2 separate regions of the Homo sapiens genome follow, and region 2 is linked to region 1. A link is an interaction called in ENCODE POLR2A ChIA-PET data of the cell type or tissue named here. Cell type or tissue: OCI-LY7. All regions are shown on one strand. Each heading gives the region's core, and the rest is flanking DNA. Links, peaks and the distances in the headings are about the cores only.

The links. ChIA-PET counts read pairs that join two places held together with the same protein. Peaks named below come from ENCODE experiments on the same cell type or tissue, not always from the same donor. Only the 100,000 strongest peaks of a DNase experiment are listed, where the experiment ranks them.
Region 2: POLR2A ChIA-PET joins it to region 1 with 6 read pairs; 7 of 35 experiments call an interaction of 5 or more read pairs at or near these places.

What each region holds. Positions count from the first base shown.
Region 1 is chr2:161,291,299-161,301,487 of GRCh38, reverse strand. No RefSeq gene overlaps it. Among named protein-coding and RNA genes, the nearest start is that of PSMD14, 12 kb to the left of the region's middle. In OCI-LY7, for the core only: no CTCF peak of the experiment used is centred there; no DNase peak of the experiment used is centred there.
Region 2 is chr2:161,233,590-161,243,778 of GRCh38, reverse strand. TANK (TRAF family member associated NFKB activator) reads right to left here. Exons shown (of 8, transcript NM_001199135.3): 8 at 7,549-8,437. The coding sequence ends at 8,261. The region is part of intron 3 of PSMD14-DT (PSMD14 divergent transcript); the gene reads left to right. Among named protein-coding and RNA genes, the nearest start is that of LINC01806, 6.1 kb to the left of the region's middle. RefSeq lists enhancers at 481-590, 611-690, 4,839-5,395 and silencers at 4,478-4,547, 4,638-5,007, 9,593-9,662. In OCI-LY7, for the core only: no CTCF peak of the experiment used is centred there; DNase peaks (open chromatin) are centred at 5,008 and 5,698; H3K4me3 peaks cover 1,580 bases; H3K27ac peaks cover 31 bases.

The DNA.
Region 1 (10,189 bases), core at 657-8,656:
CTTAATCATATATGTCAAGGAAAAGCAACCATATGTTGTTAAACACTTCCAATTTGTCATTTAATTTAAAAGGCACTACTGATATTGCCATAAAATTTTTTTTTTTTTTTTGGTGATGTAATCTGTCCCTGGTGTCAATAAAATGTAATCTCTTCAAGTAGTTTCCTTAGTTTTCTTCAACTGTTTGATCCAATAATTCAATGAAGAATTGCCTTAGCATCTACAAGGAAAGAACACCATATAGTGGGTAAATCAGAATCCAGAGTATATATTCAAGTTACTACTGGGCAAGAAGCATAACCTCTGTTTTCAAGAAGGCTCTAGAATTTAATTTACTATATTCTAGTAAAGTGAATAAAATATATAGAGTAAATCAAATGATCACAAATTGGTTTGCCTTAAAGTTCAGAAACCAGTATATTCTTTATTTGTTGTGTTTTTGAGACAGAATCTCACTCTGTTGCCCAGGCTAGAGTGCAGTGGCACCATCTTGGCTCACTGCAACCTCTGCCTCCTGGGTTCAAGTGATTCTTGTGCCTCAGCCTCCCAAGTAGCTGGGATTACTGGCGCACACCACCACACCTGGCTAAGTATTGTATTTTTAGTAAAGATGGGGTTTCACCATATTGGCCAGGCTGGTCTTGAGCTCCTGACCTCAAGTGATCCACTCGCCTCAGCCGCCCAAAAGGCTAGGATTGCAGGCATGAGCTACCGCACCTGGCCCAGTATATTATTAAGAAAAAAAAAAAAGAGGGTGACTATATTACAAAACAATTTTCCTCTTTACAAAAAGATGTTGAATGAAAAAAACATTAAGGAAGACACAGAAAATAGCATTCAATCTACAATAGAAAAAGGAAACTGGTATCAGATTATTATTAAAACAAAGATTTTATGTGCCTTTATTTCCTCTACTCTACTTTTTTGAGAAGAATATCTCAGCCCCTCTTCCTCTGTCACTCTTCACCCATTTCTCTTCTCACGCTACAGGGCTCCATGGATTATTTCTTTCAGGCTTAAAGTCTGAATTACCATCTACGTGCTGAAGACTTGCAGATTTCTATTGTCTGTGCATCTCTCTTCTCCAGACTTTTCATTGTTACATGGCTGTCACTATTTATCTATTCTCCAGTTGATGGACATTTGGGTTGTTTCCAATTTTTTGCTATTATGAACAATGCTGCTATGAATATTCTGTGTGTCCCCTGGTGTGTCAGATCAAGAGATTCTCAAGAATATATACCTAGAAGTAAAATGGCTAGATTCTAAGACAGACATGTCAATTTTACTAGATAGTACCAAATTGTATTCCAATGTGATGTTCAAAATATCTGATTACTTTGTGCCATCACTAACAGTGTTGTTAGACTTGTTTATTTTTGATAATCTAATGAAAATAGAGTGATATATTGTTTTAATTTGCATATTTCTAATTACTAATAAGATTGAATGTGTTTCATATTTGTTGGCCATTTATATTTTTTCTTTTCTGATATGCCAATTCATGACTTGGGCACATTTTTTCCTCTAGAGTTAGCTATCCTTTTTTGCATGCTTTCAAACTCTTCATTCACGCTTAGTAAAATGAAACTCAATGAGGATATGTTACATGGGAAAGGTAATGTAGTTAGTAGCAGAACTCAAAATTCATAGTAACCAGTATGTGGGATTTGGGGGAGGGAAGCAATTTATATGCAACTAATATCATTTCCTTGTGTGTTACATATTTTTTTCTAAAGTGAACACAAGTGAAATATTAAGTTTCAGTGACACTTAAGATTGTGTTGCCAGGCATGGTGGCTCACGCCTGTAATCAGCAAAGGAGACCAAGGCAGGCAGATCGCTTGAGCCCAGGAGTTCTAGGCTAGCCCAGGCAACATGATGAAACCCTCTCTCTACAAAAACAAAAAATAAGAAAAAGAAACCCAAAAATTAGCCGGGTGTGGGGCACATGCCTGTAGTCCCAGCTACTTGGGGGGCTGAGGCAGGAGGATCATCTGAGCCCAGGGAGTTTGAAGCTGTAGTGAGCCATCATTGTGTCACTGTACTCCAGCCTGAGTGACAAAGTAAGACCTTGTCTCAAAAAAAAAAGAAAGATTGTGTTTGACACTTAAGATTGCATATGATCACCTCCTTTCTGAGCCAGACAGACATGGGCTTTGCAGGCCAATGAGATTGGAATGCTATTCCAGGGATGCTACACTCAGAGTGAGTCTTGAGAAGTCACAGGTCTGTTCATTATATTGGCAAATAACTAAGGAAATTTTCCAAACAAACTTTCCACCAATCCTGGAAACTCATATTTGGGGGATGGAGTGTGGAACTGTGTAGTGTAATAAAGATGCCCATATGAGTCTGATCTGTCCATTATTTTGGATGTATCTACTCATTGTCTAAAGTGATTGAGACACAAAACCAAAATAAAGTGAATTTCTTATTGTCTGTCATGAGTACCACAGGCGGTACATAAGATAATTTCAGATGATTCATGAACATTTTCTGTATTAATGGGAATATACTTATTTTGATGTATAATAGAAAAATACAAAAAGAACATATCAGACCTGTGATATGATTTCTTTTTTTTTCTTTTTAAAATTTTTGAAAGAGGGTTTCACTCTGTCGTCCAGGCTGGAGTGCAGTGGGTGATCACGACTCGCTGCAGCCTTGATCTCCCAGGCTGAAGTGGTCCTCCCACTTCAGCATCCCAAATTGCTGAGACTACAGGCACGAGCCACCACACTGGCTTCTTTTAGAATTTTATATCTAACTTTTATCACCACACTTTATCACAAAGAAAAAGCCACAATAATAATTATTTTAATAATAGAACACATGAATAAAGATGAAAATAATTTGGGGTTTTTAACCTAGAAAATAAGACTAAGGGATGAATTCAAATGAATGCTAAATTATTTCAAGAAAAATACTGAATGTCCTCTATTCCATAGAAGACACAGAATGATAATTATGAAGAGCTTTATTAATTATAAATAAAGAAGGCTTTATCAACTATAAGGATAAAATATAGTATTTCAGGGCTGGGCACAGTGGCACATGCTTCTAATCCCAGCACTTTGAGAGACCCAGGTGGGCCAATCGCTTGAGCTCAGGAGTTGAGACCAGCCTGGGCAACATGGTGAAACCCTGTCTCTACACAAAAATGCAGTAATTAGCCAGGCATGGTGGTGCATGCCTGTAGTCCCAGCTACTTGGGAGGCTGAAGTGGGAGGATCGCTTGAGCCTGGAAGATTGAGGCTTCAGTGAGCCATGATTATGCCATTGCACTCCAGCCTGAGTGACAGAGTGAGACCTGTCACCAAAAAAAAAAAAAAAAAAAAAAAGTGTTTTCGTTCTTAAGAGCTTTGAAAAAAGATGAATGAGGAGGTAACCAATTTTTTAATAATAATGTCCTATCTTCCATTTATTACTCAAGAAGTTGTATAGATGAAAGAAGCTAAAGTACCTCCCCTAAAATTATTAGGATGCAGGGCAGCCAAAGAAAGTAGAAGAGGGGAGAGACCTTACAGCCCAGTATCTCAGGACTATGACTTTTCTTTTTTTTTAAATTTTGAGATGGTGGACTCGTTATATTACCCTTCTGGCCTTAAACTCTTGGTCTCAAGTGACCCTCCTGCCTCAGCCTCCCAAGTAGCTGGGATTACAGAAGCGCACCACCATGAGACCTTTTTTAAAAATATATATATATTTTTTTAAATTTTACTTTCAGTTCTGGGATATATGTGCTGAACATGCAGGTTTGTTACATAGTTATACATCATCACTGGTCATTAGAGAAATGCAAATCAAAACCACAATGAGATACCATCTCATGCCAGTTAGAATGGCAATCATTAAAAAGTCAGGAAACAACAGGTTCTGGAGAAGATGTGGAGAAATAGGAACAGTTTTACACTGTTGGTGGGAGTGTAAATTAGTTCAATCATTGTGGAAGACAGTGTGGCGATTCCTCATGGATCTAGAACCAGAAATACCATTTGACCCAGCAATCCCATTACTGGGTATATACCCAAAGGATTATAAATCATTCTACTATAAAGACACATGCACATGTATGTTTATTGCAGCACTAGTCACAATAGCAAAGACTTGGAACCAATCCAAATGCCCATCAATGATAAGACTGGATAAAGAAAATGTGGCACATATACATCGTGGAGACCTTTTTTTGAACTAACATCAGTGATCACTTGGATACACTGTTTATGTGCCTTATTGCTTAAGACAACTACATCAAATCACTACTGAATGACTTAACAAACTGGTTTTTATTCCAGGATTCAGATAAGTATGGTATTGTCATTTGGTTTTGCTTCAACATGCTCAATTACTGTTTGCATAAAATTTTGCACTCATTAAGAATTGGAGTAAAAAATATTTTTCTTAATTCCATGAAATCCTCAAACTGGGGCCAATTTGAGTGTTGAAGATGGAAGGAGGGTGAGATTGAAAAACTACCTATTGGGTATTATGCTGATAATCTGGGTGACAAAATTATCAGTACACCAAATTCTCTCAACACCCAATTTACCCATGTAACAAATCTGCACATGTACACCTTGAACCTAAAATAAAAGTTAGAAAAAAAAATAATTTACAAAACTAAAAATAAATACTTTAAAGCCAAAAAACAAAAAATAAATAAATAAAATCCTCAAACTGGATTTTTACTCTTAAAAATACTTTAAGTGAGGCCGGGCGCAGTGGCTCACGCCTGTAATCCCAGCACTTTGGGAGGGCCGAGGGGGGTGGATCATTTGAGATCAGGAGTTTGAGACCAGCCTGGCCAACATGGTGAAGCCTCATCTTTACTAAAAAAAAAAAATACAAAAATTAGCTGAGCCTGGTGGTACATGCCTGTAATCCCAGCTACTCGGTAGGCTGAGGCAGGAGAATTCCTCGAACCCAGGAGGCAGAGGTTGCAGTGAACCAAGATCGCACCACTGTACTCCAGCCTGGGTGACAGAGCGAGACTCCATCTCAAAAAAAAAAAAAAAACAAAGTGTATTTTTTTTTGAGATGGAGTTTCACTCTTGTTGCCCAAGCTGGAGTACAGTGGCGCGATCTCGGCTCACTGCAACCTCTGCCTCCCGGGTTCAAGCAATTCTCCTGCCTCAGCCTCCTGTGTAGCTGGGATTACAGGTGCGTGCCACCATGCCCGGCTAATTTTTTCTATTTTTAGTAGAAACAGCGTTTCACCATGTTACCCAGGCTGGCCTCGAACTCCTGACCTCAGGTGATCCACCCACCTCAGACTCCCAAAGTGCTGGGATTACAGGTGTGAGCCACCACACCTGGTTTAAGTATACTTTTAAGCACATTTTAAGAGCAAAATATTTGTGACTTATTGGTTAGGACTTACATAAAGTTTCTAAACTTTTTATAAAATAAACTTGATCCACTTACAAACATGAAGATTAAACAGAAATTTGTTAGGTGTCAGAGAATATTGCTCTAGTTAAACTTCAAAAGCTTCTTAGCCCCTAATGAGGTAGTTTCAACAAGATCATCTTTGTTGGATGATACTGAGTCTATAAAGAGTCATATTTTTAGAGTATGACTATTTTTATAATGAACTTATTTAATTTGTAGACTAGTTCACTATAAACCTTTTCTAATCTTTGTATTAGTTTTCTGAGCATTTTGTGATTTCTTTATGTAATTATTGTGAATTTAATAAATTAAGCAATAATCTTAATGCTTTAAGATGCTATTGTAGAACAGTCATTTCCTAACAATTGAGTGAAAATGAACCTATTCATAGAGACAATTTGGTATTTATTCACAAAATGACAATAATTTTTTACAGATAAATGGTAGCTTTTAAAATCTCAGCTGTTGAATCAAAAGGAGTGAAAGTGGTAATTCTGAGACTACAAAAAACTTGATTAATAAGTAAAGGGAAGATTTTTTTTTAATGAGAGATAACTTTTTATTTTGTGCTTCAAAACATAATTGGGCTGGGTGTGGTGGCTCACACCTGTAATTCCAGCACTTTGGGAGGCCAAGGTGGGTGAATCACTTGAGATCAGGAGTTCAAGACCAGCCTGGCCAACATGGTGAAACCCCATTTCTACTAAAAATACAAAAATTAGCCAGTCATGGTGGCACATGCCTGTAATCCCAGCTACTCTGGAGGCTGAGGCAGGAGAATAGCTTGAAACCGGGAGAAAGAGGTTGCAGTAAGCCGAGATGGCACCACTGCACCACTGGACTCCAGCCTAGGTGATAGAGTGAGAGTCCATCTCAAAAACAAAACAAAACAAAACAAAACACAAAAAACAAAAAAACATAATTGGGCCATGAATGCTTAACAAGAGCAATTGAGCTATTAGTTGTTCCGACTGAAAAACATTTAAATATAATAATACAACATCAAATCTTATATATACATTTATATATTTTTTCATAAAGCAACTTTAATGAGACTAGAATGCAAAAAGGCTTGCTTGAGTTATAATACTAACCATGGTATCTATGCTATGGAATTGCTTCAAAGGTGACACTTTATAATAAAATGCTTTGGAAATTTGGATGACATCAATGCATTATGCCAGATTTCACTAGTAGGTAAAATGTTTCTAATGAATTTTGAAATGCTTGGAGGAATTTAAAAATAACTCTAAAAAATCATGTATATTATATATACATTTTTAAATCTATTCAGTTTTTTTCTAACCTGCATGCATATGGACTCTGTAGTGCTGTAATAAGTAATTAAATAATAATGGGACACATGAGAAAGATTTAAAACCAATCAAAACTACCAAGAACTATACAAACTAAAAACCCCAGCAGGGTGCAGTGGTTCACACCTGTAATCCCAGCACTTTGGGAGGCCAAGGTGGGTGAATCATGAGGTGAAGAGATGGAGACCATCCTGGCCAACATGGTGAAACCCCGTCTCTACTAAAAATACAAAAATTAGTCCGGCATGGTGGTGCGTGCCTGTAATCCCAGCTACTCGGGAGGCTGAGGCAGGAGAATCACTTGAATCCAAGAGGCAGAGGTTGCAGTGAGCCGAGATCACGCCACTGCACTCCAGCCTGCAGACAGAGTGAGACTCCGTCTCAAAACAAAACAAAACAAAAACCCAATATGCTGTTAATTTGGTTAGTGTAAAAAAGGATTTATTTCAATGGCTAGTCCAATGTTTCATTTAATCTTCCCAAAAGGGTAGTAAAAAGAAAAAAAAAAGCAGCACAAAAAGTCTGGAAACCTTATGCTGCTACCTTTGTGACTTTAAGTCATTTACTACTTTGGTCCTCAGTGTACAGAGAGAACGCTGTTTAACTTCTTATTCTTATTCTCACTCTTATTCTAGCAATGGAACATTTTGTCAAATGGAATCTTACATAGGGCACCAATATATAAAACAGATAAATGCAGAGCTGCTCTGCTAAGGTGGTGGGTGGGAAAACCTGGAGCCCTCTCCAGATTTGTTTGTGCTATTTTTTGCTGTATAAAAGTTTCAAAAAACATTTAATGGCTTTGCTTTTGCTTCTGGGTTGTGTATATTCAGAAAAACATTTTATAGTGTAAAACTTTTAAAACATCTCTTCCTTCTTCAAAGACTTTCATATTTAAATCCTTCAGCGATCTAGAATTTATTTTAGTATAAGGGCTCCAACTTCACATTTTTCGAGGTTTCTACCTAGCTGTTCCTCCATTTATTAAGCAATTTGTCTTTATCCTGTTGATTTGCAATGTCACCTTTCTCATGTAATAAATTGTCCATATCAGCCGGCCGTGGTGGCTCACACCTGTAATCCCAGCACTTTGGGAGGCCAAGTCAGGCTGATCGTGAGGTCAGGCATTTGAGACCAGCCCGGCCAATATGGTGAAACCCTGTCTCTACTAAAAATACAAAAATTAGCTGGGCATGGTGGTGCGCACCTGTAATCCCACCTACTCGGGAGGCTGAGGCAGAAGAATCGCTTGAACCTGGGAGGCAGAGGTTGGAATGAACCTAGATTGCACCACTGCACTCCAGCCTGGGTGGCAGAGTGAGACTCCGTCTCAGAAAAAAATAAAAAATTAAAAAAAAAATTGTCCATATTATGGAATCTGTTTCTAGTTTCTGGTACTTAAGTTTTAGGAATGCATTACCTCTCCCCATTCTGCTCTCTCCCCATTCTGCCATTCACCAATGACCAAGAAGTACAAACATCTTGTAGTCCTGTTTTTTTTTTTTTTAATGTGAAGACTTTCCGTTATGTACACAAATGGTTAGCTTTTTGTTTAACTTTGCATGTCACATTTACCATTCTTTATTGCCAACTGTGTAAAAAAATTGTCATCTATTACATTTGCAATCACATAAGACATACAGTGGTCCCCCCACCTTATCCAAGGGGGATATGTTCCAGTGGATATCTGAAACCTCAGATAATACCAAGCCATATATATATATATTTGTGCATCTATGATGCACAAATTTCATTCTTCTTCTTCACAATATCACAGATAGAAGATACATTCTTATTGTAGATCTCAGCAACCTCAGCATATGATTTTCTTTCTTTCCTTGTTAAGTTGAGAACTTTCATCTTTTCACTTAAAAGGAGCACTTGATGGCTTCTGCTTGGCATAGCCAAATTGCCAGCATCACTACTCTTGCATCTTGGGGCCATTATTAAATAAAATAAAAGTTATTTGAACATAAGCACTGTGATACCACAACAGTCCATCTATAGCCAGTATGGCTGCTGAGTGACTAATGAACAGGTGATGAACAGCTTACAGCATGGTGACGCTGGACACGGGTGATTCCTGTCTGGGTAAGACTGAGTGGGACAGTGTGAGATTTCATCACACCACTCAGAATGGTACACGATTTCCAACTTAAGAATTATTTCTGAAAATTTTCACTTAATATTTTCAGACCATGGTTAGTCACAAAATTGCCAATAAGTGAGGACTACTATGTATAAATTATTACCAGGGTACTAAGAGCTTGAATTCTGGAGCCAGAATGGGGACAGTTATAATAGTAGGGTTGTTGTGAGGATTAAATGACTTAATATTTGTAAGATACTTAATAAGCATTATGTCATTATTGTTGCATATAATCTATAGATCAGTTTATGTAGTTTGTAAGTGATACATTTTATCTTTTTAAAGTTGCTACCCTTAAATATTTTATTTTATTTTATGCTTTTTTTATTATACTTTAAGTTCTAGATACATGTGCACAACGTGCAGGTTTCTTACATATGTATACATGTGCCATGTTGGTGTGCCTTACCCTTTAACTCATCATTTACATTAGGTATATCTCCTGATGCTATCCCTCCCCCCTCCCTCACCCCACAACAGGCCCCTGTGTCCAAGTGTTCTCATTGTTCAGTTCCCACCTATGAGTGAGAAAATGCTGTGTTTGGTTTTCTGTCCTTGCAAAAGTTTGCTCAGAATGATGGCTTCCACCTTCATCCATGTCCCTACAAAGAACATGAACTCATCCTTTTTTATGGCTGCATAGTATTCCATGGTGTATATGTGCCACATTTTCTTAATCCAGTCTATCATTGATGGACATTTGGGTTAGTTCCAAGTCTTTGCTATTGTGAATAGTGCTGCAATAAACATACGTGTGCATGTGTCTTTATAGCAGCATGATTTCTAATCCTTTGGGTATATACCCAGTAATGGGATGGCTGGGTCAAATGGTATTTCTAGTTCTAGATGCTTAAGGAATTGCGACACTGTCTTCCACAATGGTTGAACTAGTTTACAGTCCCACCAACAGTGTAAAAGTGTTCCTGTTTCTCCACATCCTCTTCAGCACCTGTTGTTTCCTGACTTTTTAATGATCGCCATTCTAACTGGTGTAAGTTGGTATCTCATTGTGGTTTTGATTTGCATTTCTCTGATGGCCAGTGATGATGAGCATTTTTTCATGTGTCTGTTGGCTGCATAAATGTCTTCTTTTGAGAAGTGTCTGTTCATATCCTTTGCCCACTTTTTGATGGGGTTGATTTTTTTCTTGTAAATTTCTTTAACTTCTTTATAATTTGTGGATATTAGCCCTTTGTCAGATGGGTAGATTGCAAAAATTTTCTCCCATTCTGTAGGTTGCCTGTTCACTCTGATGGTAGTTTCTTTTGCTGTGCAGAAGCTCTTTAGCTTAGTTAGATCCCATTTGTCTATTTTGGCTTTTGTTGCCATT
Region 2 (10,189 bases), core at 853-8,852, 58 kb after region 1:
TCTCATCCAATAGGGTCTTGCAGATGCTGAAAGAAAAGGCTTTTGCAGTGCCAAAGGTAAAACCTCAGGAAAAACGCAACAAAACAGTGGGTCTTTGTATATTGAAGTGTGTGTGAGAGGGTGAGGAGTTAGAAAGCTGCTTTCTGGAGAAAGCCTGCTGCTTGCATTGCTTCCCCAGCCCCAGTTAGAGAGAGCTTTTTCAAGCAAGCTTTATCACCCTTACTGATACTTTGGATCCCCAGTGAGCTAGCCTTCCTTTTAAGCCAGTTGCTTGAAGAGGTCTGAGTACACCCACACAGGATGCCCCTTTATCACTGGCGGGTAGAGCTATTTAACAGCTGCAAATGGAGAAACTATTTGTCTAATGAGTGCTGTTTTCAGAGTTGATTCACCAATACTCTCAGGGGAAGATAATATAAGGCCGAGACTTCCTTCTGAGCTGCACAGCCATCTCCAGACAGTGAAGGCCAGGTCTGGAACCAAATGAAGTATTTGGTTGGTTTAGATAATGTTTTAGTTCCAGATCAATAGTTTTAGAAAATACATAAGCTCACTTCCAGTTCGTGCTGGTTAGCTATTTTGTTTCCCCCAGACAAACTCTAACCTAGAATTCAGACTGTTAAAAAACTTAGCACTGTGGTTTGGCAGTTATGGTATGGTTTAACTCCATACTCTAGAGGTACAAATCATTTTTTATCTTCTCTCATGTTAGTTTGTGTCTACAAAAATATGTTCCATGACTTGCTCTTCCCTCATTGGAGCAGGCCAGAGAGATGCTCAACACCCAGTGGGTTAAGGTGCCTCTTTTCCAAGCAGAAATGGACTGGGGCCCTTGTTAGAGTGGTGATAAACTGACAACATTGATTGATTGATAGATTGATTGATTAAGATGGAGTCTGGCTCTGTCCCCTAGGCTGGAGTGCAGTGGTGCGATCTCGGCTCACTGCAACCTCTGCCTCCCAGGTTCAAGCGATTCTCCTGCCTCGGCCTCCAGAGTAGTTGAGACTACAAGCATGCACCACCACGCCCAGCTAATTTTTGTATTTTTAGTGGAGATGGGGTTTCACCATGTTGGCCAGGCTGGTTTCGAACTCCTGACCTCAGGTGATCTGCCTGCCTCGGCCTCCCAAAGTGCTTGGATTACAGGCGTGAGCCACCTCACCTGGCCGACAACTTTAAATAATAAACCCCACTCCAGTGTCAGGTAATGTCAGGCCCCCTACTCTCTCTGTGGTTTATTCTTTTGTGTAAAAAGACTTTGGATAGGACTTAGGCTTCCTCTGAAACAAAGTACAAAGTCAGTGAAACACTGTATTTTATTTGAGGTAAGGGCTGGTTATGGAAAAAACAATAGTTTGAAAAAGACAGGAGAGCTTGAGTTGAGTTCCAACTATTTGAGTAGGTGTGAGGGACTCATTTATTCTCTTTAGATACAGTGGGGTTTTTTTGTTTGTTTCTTTATTGTTTGTTTTGTCCACACAAAAAGAAAGTTGAATTAGGCAGTCTTTAACATTTTCTTTTAAAAACAACTATTCCTTGAATTATTTTAAAGTGAAAAGTCATTATTTTTACAGTCCTTCCAAAGGATATTAACAAGATAGTTTTTGAATGTATTCATGGTATAGCCCTAAACAACAAAGGACACATGGGCAAGTGCCAGGATATCCAGGCCTTCTGGATTCCAAGGGGACATTCAACCATGGGAGATGGGTTAAACGTCAAAGGGTTGCATAATCAGGTACAGATTCTCTGAAAATGTGTGAGTGATTTTGAGATAGACATAACCCTCTATAGTCAGGACAAGGGGATAACATGTTTGAGAACTTACTTCAGTCCTATTAGGGGATTGATGCTTCAGAGAAAAGAGGACTACAATAAGATGAAAGCTACAGCTATGCAGTAAATAAACGTGGCATAATCATTCTGAATATTCTAGTGCTTGGTGCACTTTAAAGTGTGTGAATTCATCCATGAGGAGCTCTGAGGATGGAGGAAGTTGGCAATCTAGGAACTGGTCCTAGAAATGACCCAAGAAACTTGCTTCTTTGTATCTTTTTGGTGATAGAAGATGATGTTTCTTTTAATTTGAGGCCTTCTTGAACTGTAAGCTCCCACAATCTTTCGCTAAACAGACTTCATTCACATTCTGAATCTGGTTTTTGTCTCACACATATTAAATTTTACAAAACAGAAAGAAACAATAGAGCTTATTAGGAAAAACTTGTTTTGAATAGTAAATTAAGCATAATGGAAATAGGCACATGTTTTAGCACGGTTTTTTCCCCTTTTTTACCAATTGAACATTTACATCTTTTTCAAAGTGCTGTGATTTTCCCCTTAAGTCTTAAGCTGGCACCACACACTTTCAACAAATGAGACTTACATCACTTGTATCTGCTGAGAGAAATCATTGTAATACTGTGGATTCCAAATGCACAGCCTTCCAAAAAAGAGTTTTAGTCACCCCTAAACTGTATTAATCAAATCAATGTGGCATTCTAAGAATCCAAAGAACTACTTAATTTCAAAGACAGTGTAAATCAACTGGCAGCTCTGACTGATTTCAAAATATGCCGTTTTCAGAGACTGGAAACCTGTATATTCAGAGGTACACCTGACTACATGGTGTGTTATTAAGAGATATGCCCCAGGTGGAGGAATCTTCAAAGCCAATATATTTTCTTTATAACTGGTGTCAAATTGATGTATATATTAAAAAATCTTGGAAAATGATCTCAAAAAGGAAGTAACAGCCCAATGAGCCATATGTTCAGGGAACCTAACAGGTTTCCATTGGGACCAAATTTCACTTCACCTTTTTGTCCTTATGTGCAAATAAAAACTTATCTGTAAATACACCGTTAAAACAGTCATGCAAATTTGTGAGGTCTGTATACTGAGAGGAAATTACACTAAGCCTGTATAAACCAAGTTATTGGAAGATAAATAATTTGGTGAGATACATAACAACATGGGATTGAACTAAATTTGTTTGAGCTCTGTAGATTCACAGCTTTAGAGAGACATTGCTTCTACAGAATTGGTTAATGAAGCAAAGGCTGGTGAATAGTTAATAAATTGCTTAATTTTGATGCTGATGGAACATCTGAATCTCCACGTTTACATGAATAAATATAAAGTTAAAATTTGTTTTGCTGTTAGATAGGTTGCTATTTTAACAGATTCAGACACAAGGGAATTTTCCAAATGCCAGCTAATACTGTAGCATCAAGAAGTCTGTATATGCCAAGGGCAGAGGCCTGCTTAGTGGTTTTCCAAAGAGTGGAAAGCAGAAAGCATTAACATTTACTTACACAAAATCCTTTATGTAACTCTTCTAAGATTTTTCAACTTAAAAACTTTAAAACGTTCTGTATGATTTTAGTAGATCTGAAGTTTGCATTCAGCTATTCTATTGGTATGCCTGGGCATATTCTAAAAGGAAAAATGATTCACTCTGCACTTGTGTAGTTTTTCACATGACTAGGATCAATGAGGATGGTATAAAAATACCAAAATTTACTCATTTTAATTTCATTTTTGTGTACTTTTATCATGAAATATTACAAAGCAGAATAATATAAATGAAACCTTTGTGTATATATGACTGAGCTTTAGCAAACCTTATTTTAAATTGATTTTTTAAAAAGGAACAATGGTGTGTATAAAGTTATGCAAAGGTAGGGGTCAGCAGAAGAAACAATTACACTGCACAGGTTTTTAGTTACTCTGGAGGTCCATCTATGGCTTACGGGGAAGGAAGTTTTATGATGTTTATAAGGGTAGTTTATGTAAACCCGTAACAGTAAAAATATTTTAATGGTAGGAATAAAAGTGCCTTTTAAGTGCAACAATCAGCTTTTACGGTCAAAAAGTAACAGGAGGTTGTATGAAATCTCAGGTCCCCGCCTGCATCAACAGGTATGAAAGGCTTTTTTCAGCAGACTCGGGTTCCGATGGGCTCTTTGTCGGAGGGGCGGCCAGGGCGCTGCTGTTTTTGACTAGCTTGTCTCGGGCCAGAGTATAGAACAGAGCGGCCAGGCGGGGAGCTGGGCCTCCAGATCAGGTCCTGCCCCCATCTGCCCCACAGTCTTCGCGGCAGGGGGGAGCGCGGCCCGCTTCTTTCCAGGCCCTTCTCTCCCCGCGACGGTCTTTCGAGGGAACTCTCGAGGCCCAGACGGCCCCTTAATCTAGTCTTGGGGTCAGGAGGTCAGGCCTTGGAAGCACAGCTAATGCTAAGGCCCTTTATGTATCTTCGCTGCGATCATTTAAACCGTGGACCGGTAGCTCTGGCAAAAAAGGGGCTCCAGGGGTCTAAGAGCCGCAGCGCGCGAGGCGTGGCGGGGGGCGCTGACCTCGCCGACTCGCCGCAGGCCAGCGGGGCGCGGCCACTGCAGGGCGGGTTGGGGGCGGCTGGAGGCCTCGGGGTGGCGGCCACGCTCGGGCAGGGCAGGAGATCTGCGCTCAGTCCTGGAGCCCTTCTTGGCCTTTGTGGCCCTGTCACTCTTTTCACCCCTGGCTGGCCCTAGCCCTTTCTGAATTCGCCTGGACTCCCAGTCGCGCTCGCTGGCCGACGCGGTCGATTCACCAGACAGCGAGTGGGCGTGAGAACGCAGGCTCTTCGGCCGCTTCCCCAGTACGTGGATCCCGGAGCGCGGGTCCTCGCCCCACCGCCCCGGGGAGTGGGCGCGCGGCGCAGGCCGAGCCCTCGGGCGAGCCCGCGCGGGGCTGCACTCCACCGGGCCGGCGCTGGGGGCCGCGCGGGGGCTCCTGGCCCGCTAGGGACTCGGTGGCGGTGGCTGGGTTCCACTCGCCAGCGGCGGGAAGGACGCGCGGGAAAGCGAGGGAGCAGGAAGCGGGTGGCGGCGGCGGCGCGGGGCCCGCTGGAAAGGAGGGAGCGCCGCAGGCGGGAGGAGGGAGCGCGGAGGAGGGAGGCCGGGAGGAAGGAGGGAGCGCGGCAGGCAGGCGGAGGGAGGGCTGATTAGCATGCAGCAGCGCTCGCGCGCCCGGCTCCATTGTTTTAACACCTCCCCTCTCCTCCGCGCCAATCTGTCACCGTTCAGCAGGCGAACGCTGCTGCCTCAAATGCTGCTCTTCTCAAATGAGACGGATAATTAGTTGCCCCGCACGAATGCCGCACTCTTCTCACCCCTGATTGCTATCACCTTCTTGCTCCTGGCAGTTTTGACACCTCGTAATCAGCCTGCTGCTTTTCTCTTTTCTTCCCGACTTCTGCTTCCCTCCCCCCGCTTTCCTTCCTAGTTTATTTATTTATTTATTATTATTATTTTAAATGCAATCCCGGTGCTTATTTGGGCGAGTCCTCCGCCGAGTTAACCTTTCGCGTATACATGTGTGCATTTATCTGTATATGGGAAATTGGGTGTCTGTGCGTGAGCGGGGGGCGGGCTGGCAGTTTTGCGGGAAACACTGCTTCCACGCCGAGAGAACTCGCTTCTCCTAAAGATATTTTTGGGAAGGGAGGAGTTGCAGAGAGGGACGGGAGGGGAGAGTTGGGGAGACCTCAATTAATGCTTTAAAGATCTCTTAGAAATTAACAAACTGGGGAGTCTTGGAATCTGCTGTCAGAAGCGTGTTTTCCCCTCTCTCCTCTAACAAGCACTGACAGTCTAATTACTGTAGCTACAAGCAGCTGTCGAGGCAGCAGCCCGGGAGAGGAGGCGCCACAGGCTGGGCGCGCCCGGCCGGCCCCTGCGCCCAGCCGAACCGCCGAAGCACGGCCCGACTCGGGGAAGGACTCAGGGAGGATGGAGAGGGGCAAGGCCCCGCGCCCGAGAACCCCGGCGGGCCTGCGAGCCAGCGGACACGCTTATTGTTTCCTTAAGTCTTTACCTTGAAGGTTAAAAGATGTGACGAAAGGAGGGGACGTGGGGGGAGTGGGAAGAAAATCTTCTAAGCTTCTATCCACCCCTTTTCTACCTCCTCGAGCTCTCCCTCCCCCCGTGTTGGTAAAATAACCACGCAACCCGGGGCTGAGGGGGCGGGGTGAGCCAGGCTGGAGTGTAAGAAAGCAGATGTCCCCGCTGGCAGCAGCCTCAGCCTCCGGGGAAAGCTGCACCGGGGGGGCCCTCCCGAGGACATTCACCTCCCACTTCTCAGGCATCCCGCTCACAACTGCCTCGCCTCGGCGGGGGTGGTTTTTTCAGACTCGGCGTTTCGCGTGTGCAGCTTTTTTACCTGGGAGCTGTTCTTACCCGGCCACGCTTAGCAGATGCCAAAAGCCAGACCCTGCACGACTCAGTCATGAGACAGAGGGAGAGACCTGGCGGGTGCCCACTCCACCTTTAGAGCGGTGACCCGCGCTCCCTCTGTAGAGCAGGGCAGGGGGCTGCTCTCCAGGCTGCCTTTCCTGTGGCCCCAAAGGGTCTATGTCCCTCACCACGTGGAGCTTAGGGTGCCGCTGGAATCCAGAAGAAAACCGAGTTTGCTAGTCCTGCTAAAAGTGGTGGGGGCGGGGAAAGGATGGGCTGGGGAGGAAGGTCAATGGTACACTTTAATTTGAGTCACCTTCTGGGACACGGAGTTTCCTCTGGTTGTCAGCAAGCTAGTAGATGTCAACTGTGTTGAGAGAAAGTCTTCCCATCTAGAAAAGGACAGGGGAAAAAAAGAATCCCCTTTCACCAGATAGGTACAGTGGTATATTCTGGCTGGTACACGCTGGGAAGTTTTTATTTTTAATTTTGTGTGTGTGTGTGTGTGTGTGTGTGTGTGTGTGTGTGTGTGTGCGCGCGCGCGGAGAAGGGAGGCTGGGTGGGCGGGAAGTGGGGGGAAGGGAAGAAACTTGGATAATTGTCTAGGCATTTCCATTCAGCCCTAGTGGCAATGAAAGAAAGATGTACATACCTCAGAACCCTTCGCAGTGAATACCTAATAATTACTGTCACCCTGGTGAGGAACATGTCAATATGATGTGCTTGGCACCAGGAGAAGTCGAGGCACCACTCTCATTCTTCCACAAGTTAAGGTTCTTCACTGTGGCACAGAGGCCTGCTCAAATTCCCCCATCCCACACCCTCTAGTTTAAAGCACTTGCTTCAAGAAGGCTTAAATTTCTGAGAGTTGCAAATCAATGCTTACTTCATAAAATGGAAGCCATGCCTTAAACACTTTTAAGAATCAGGGGAAAACAGAAACCTATAAGGCGAGAATCATAGGGAATAAAAATGAAAGGGAAGTCTCATTTTAAACAAATTTTGCAGCCGTCTGAATTTGGTATCCACTCTCTCAAATGTCTTCAGTGGCCATCAATCAGGCTGCTAACAATGAATAACAAATTTCTCAACAAGAATATGAACATTTCTAATCTAAGTTAACAAATATAGATAGTCCTTGCAGGGTTTTAGATTTTCTCCCGTTAAAAACAAATGTTTCTTTAGAAAGTTTAGTTTGAAGAATAATTCTAAAATTCAAAGTGATTCACTAATTGTAATAAATGCCACCAAATCTGGTCATCACCATTCTATTAGGTTACTGAAATGAAAACATGAATTTTATAAACTTCCCTAAAAATGTGATTCCTTCCTTCCCTTTTTTTTTTTTTTTTTTTACTCAGGAACAAAGGACATACAAATGATCACAACATAAGTACCTCTTAATATTTAATTAATTTCATCATGTAGCTATACACACAGTAAAAATTAAAGCCATGTATATTATTTAAAAATCTAAAGTGTTTAAATAATTCTACCAGTTGTTTTATCACTGGACAAGAAATGTATTAGGTTTGATATTTACAAAGATGTTTATGTTGTCTGCTATTTTCTATTATAGGTTTATTCAAAGAGAATATCACCTATAGCATAAATAATTAAATTTTTCAATAAAAACAAACTAAAAAAACCCTAGAAACATTTGACATCACCAAATTCAACAGCTCTCACTAGAAATCCAAGCAATAAACTTAGATATTTGAAATAAACATAAATTATGATTATATAACTCTAAGTCACATACATAATTTTGAATTATAGTAATAGCACTGTAAACATGAATACAAAGGATTACAGTTTTATACAGAATTTTTTTTGTTTTTCTTCTTTTAGGCTTATTTCTCCTTGAAAGAACAGAATGATCTTTTAAAAAATAAGAGTTATATAGTAAATCCAGAAAAAAATTCAAATAGCTGTGAAACTAGATTTTCCTATAAATGATCTTGAATTTAGTTTACAATCAAGTATTTATAGTATTAAAAACCCAAAATCATCACATAGAACTTGATATGTCTGTTTTCAAATGTGTCTTAAGTCTCTCCATTGAAGTGTGAATTAAGATGCCGAAGGAAATCCCCCCTGGATGTAATGGATGGTGGGAAAACTGCTTGACAGAATTCACATACTCGAGGTATATGCAGTTCTGAGTCTGTGCCACTTAGTACCACCGAGTCACTGTCTTGATTAGGAAAGGGCTTCCAAATGGGCTGCAGGAAACAAACAAAAATATCTGTTACTTATGTTTAAATTCAAATAGCACTGGACTTCAAATTTGAATTTCTGAATGAGTTACGCATGGGCATATATATTGAATTCCCTAATATAAAAGCAAATTACTTTTCCGTAAAGTTAGCATGACATGACTCAATTCGTGGTTTCATAAAGGGCACAACTAAACTTTGATTAAAAGTCACTTGGGACACACACAGTCATGCATTTTATCTTTATATATTTAAAAAGATTGCAGCTTTAGCATGCAATTTTTAATACTCGATCACAACAGCAGTAGTTTTGGAACAATAGCTAATACTCTGGTCTTTTAAATTAAATTCTATCTTTTGTTTTTTACAATAAAAACCTTAAATTATAGGGGCTTTATTAATTACATAGTACACAAGACATGATGTGTGTGTGCATTGCGTCTTAATCAAAATCAATTTCACTACTGTTTATAAGCAAATACAGTGAATACATCATACATGAATCAGCATTATTTTGATTTTTAAAAAGAAAATTTTCCTTTTAAACTACTGAACAAATTTCACTGATGTTATCTTTTGTTTTTAAAAACACAAATATTTAATCATTCAACAAAATCTAACACATGCAGTGTTTTGACTTCTTACTTTGCTTCTGTTATATAATAGGTAGTTTGGCCTTACTCATTCTTGTGGCTGAATAAAGTGAAACTCGTCAATAGTTGCCTGGTTAAAGAATTATGGAAAGTCATAATCTAACAGAACCACCTCCACTATAACCAGCACATAAATACCCTTTCATAACTGCATTTATTCTTTTTTTTAAATTTCTAGAAGGACAAGAAATAGCATTTAGCTTAATAATAGCTACACAATAGATGTCTGTTAACTGGAAAATATTTTCCTGAATTGTGTAAACCAAATTATTTTTTAAAATTTCTTATGTGGACACAGGTAAATTCCTCTGACACAGCTAAATTCTGATATTTTAAGAAGAATCATCTCATAAAGTCAAATTTAAAGAGACCCCTTATCCTCCTATTACTAATATGTTTTTAAAGTCACACATCCTAGTCTAGCACCTGACAAGTGTTACTGTTATTTCCCCTAACTTCTTTCATTCTGGTTAACCAATCATTTACATAAACAGTATATTACTAATGGAAGCACTTGGATTTCACGACATCACTGTCTTCTTATGAACAGTTTACTGGACAGCTGTGTACAATTGGTGTAAATATACAACGTCTGTCTAGGCACCCAGACACATTCAAATATCAGTATGGAGGACTTATAATAATGCTGACTCAATTCCTTTCATAAGAAATGTCAATTTTATTACAAAAATAGTAATATTTAAAATAAATGTTATAAAATTTAGGGTAAAATAACTCTCTGGAAAAACTTCTTTGATAAAAGTAGTAAAAATTGTGAGCATACAAACAAAAATCTAGTTAGAGTTAACTTGATTCTAATTTTAATGTTTTCAGTTTAAACAAAAAAGTACAAATCACTGTAATGGGAAATTGATATGGCCAAAAATAAAAGATTATTAAAGATAATTCTTATTTATATAAAATAGTAAGAAATTAAATCAGAAGCAATTTAGCTTCTAAATTTGGTAAGCCAATCTTCTACTCCCAATTTACCTATTAAATCCATATTCATTTTTCTCTATTAAGAACTTTTAGTTCAGATTTGATCTCTTCATAGAATTTAGTTGGGATCCCACTCACTGACTCAGCAAAGTAAAAAAGAAAA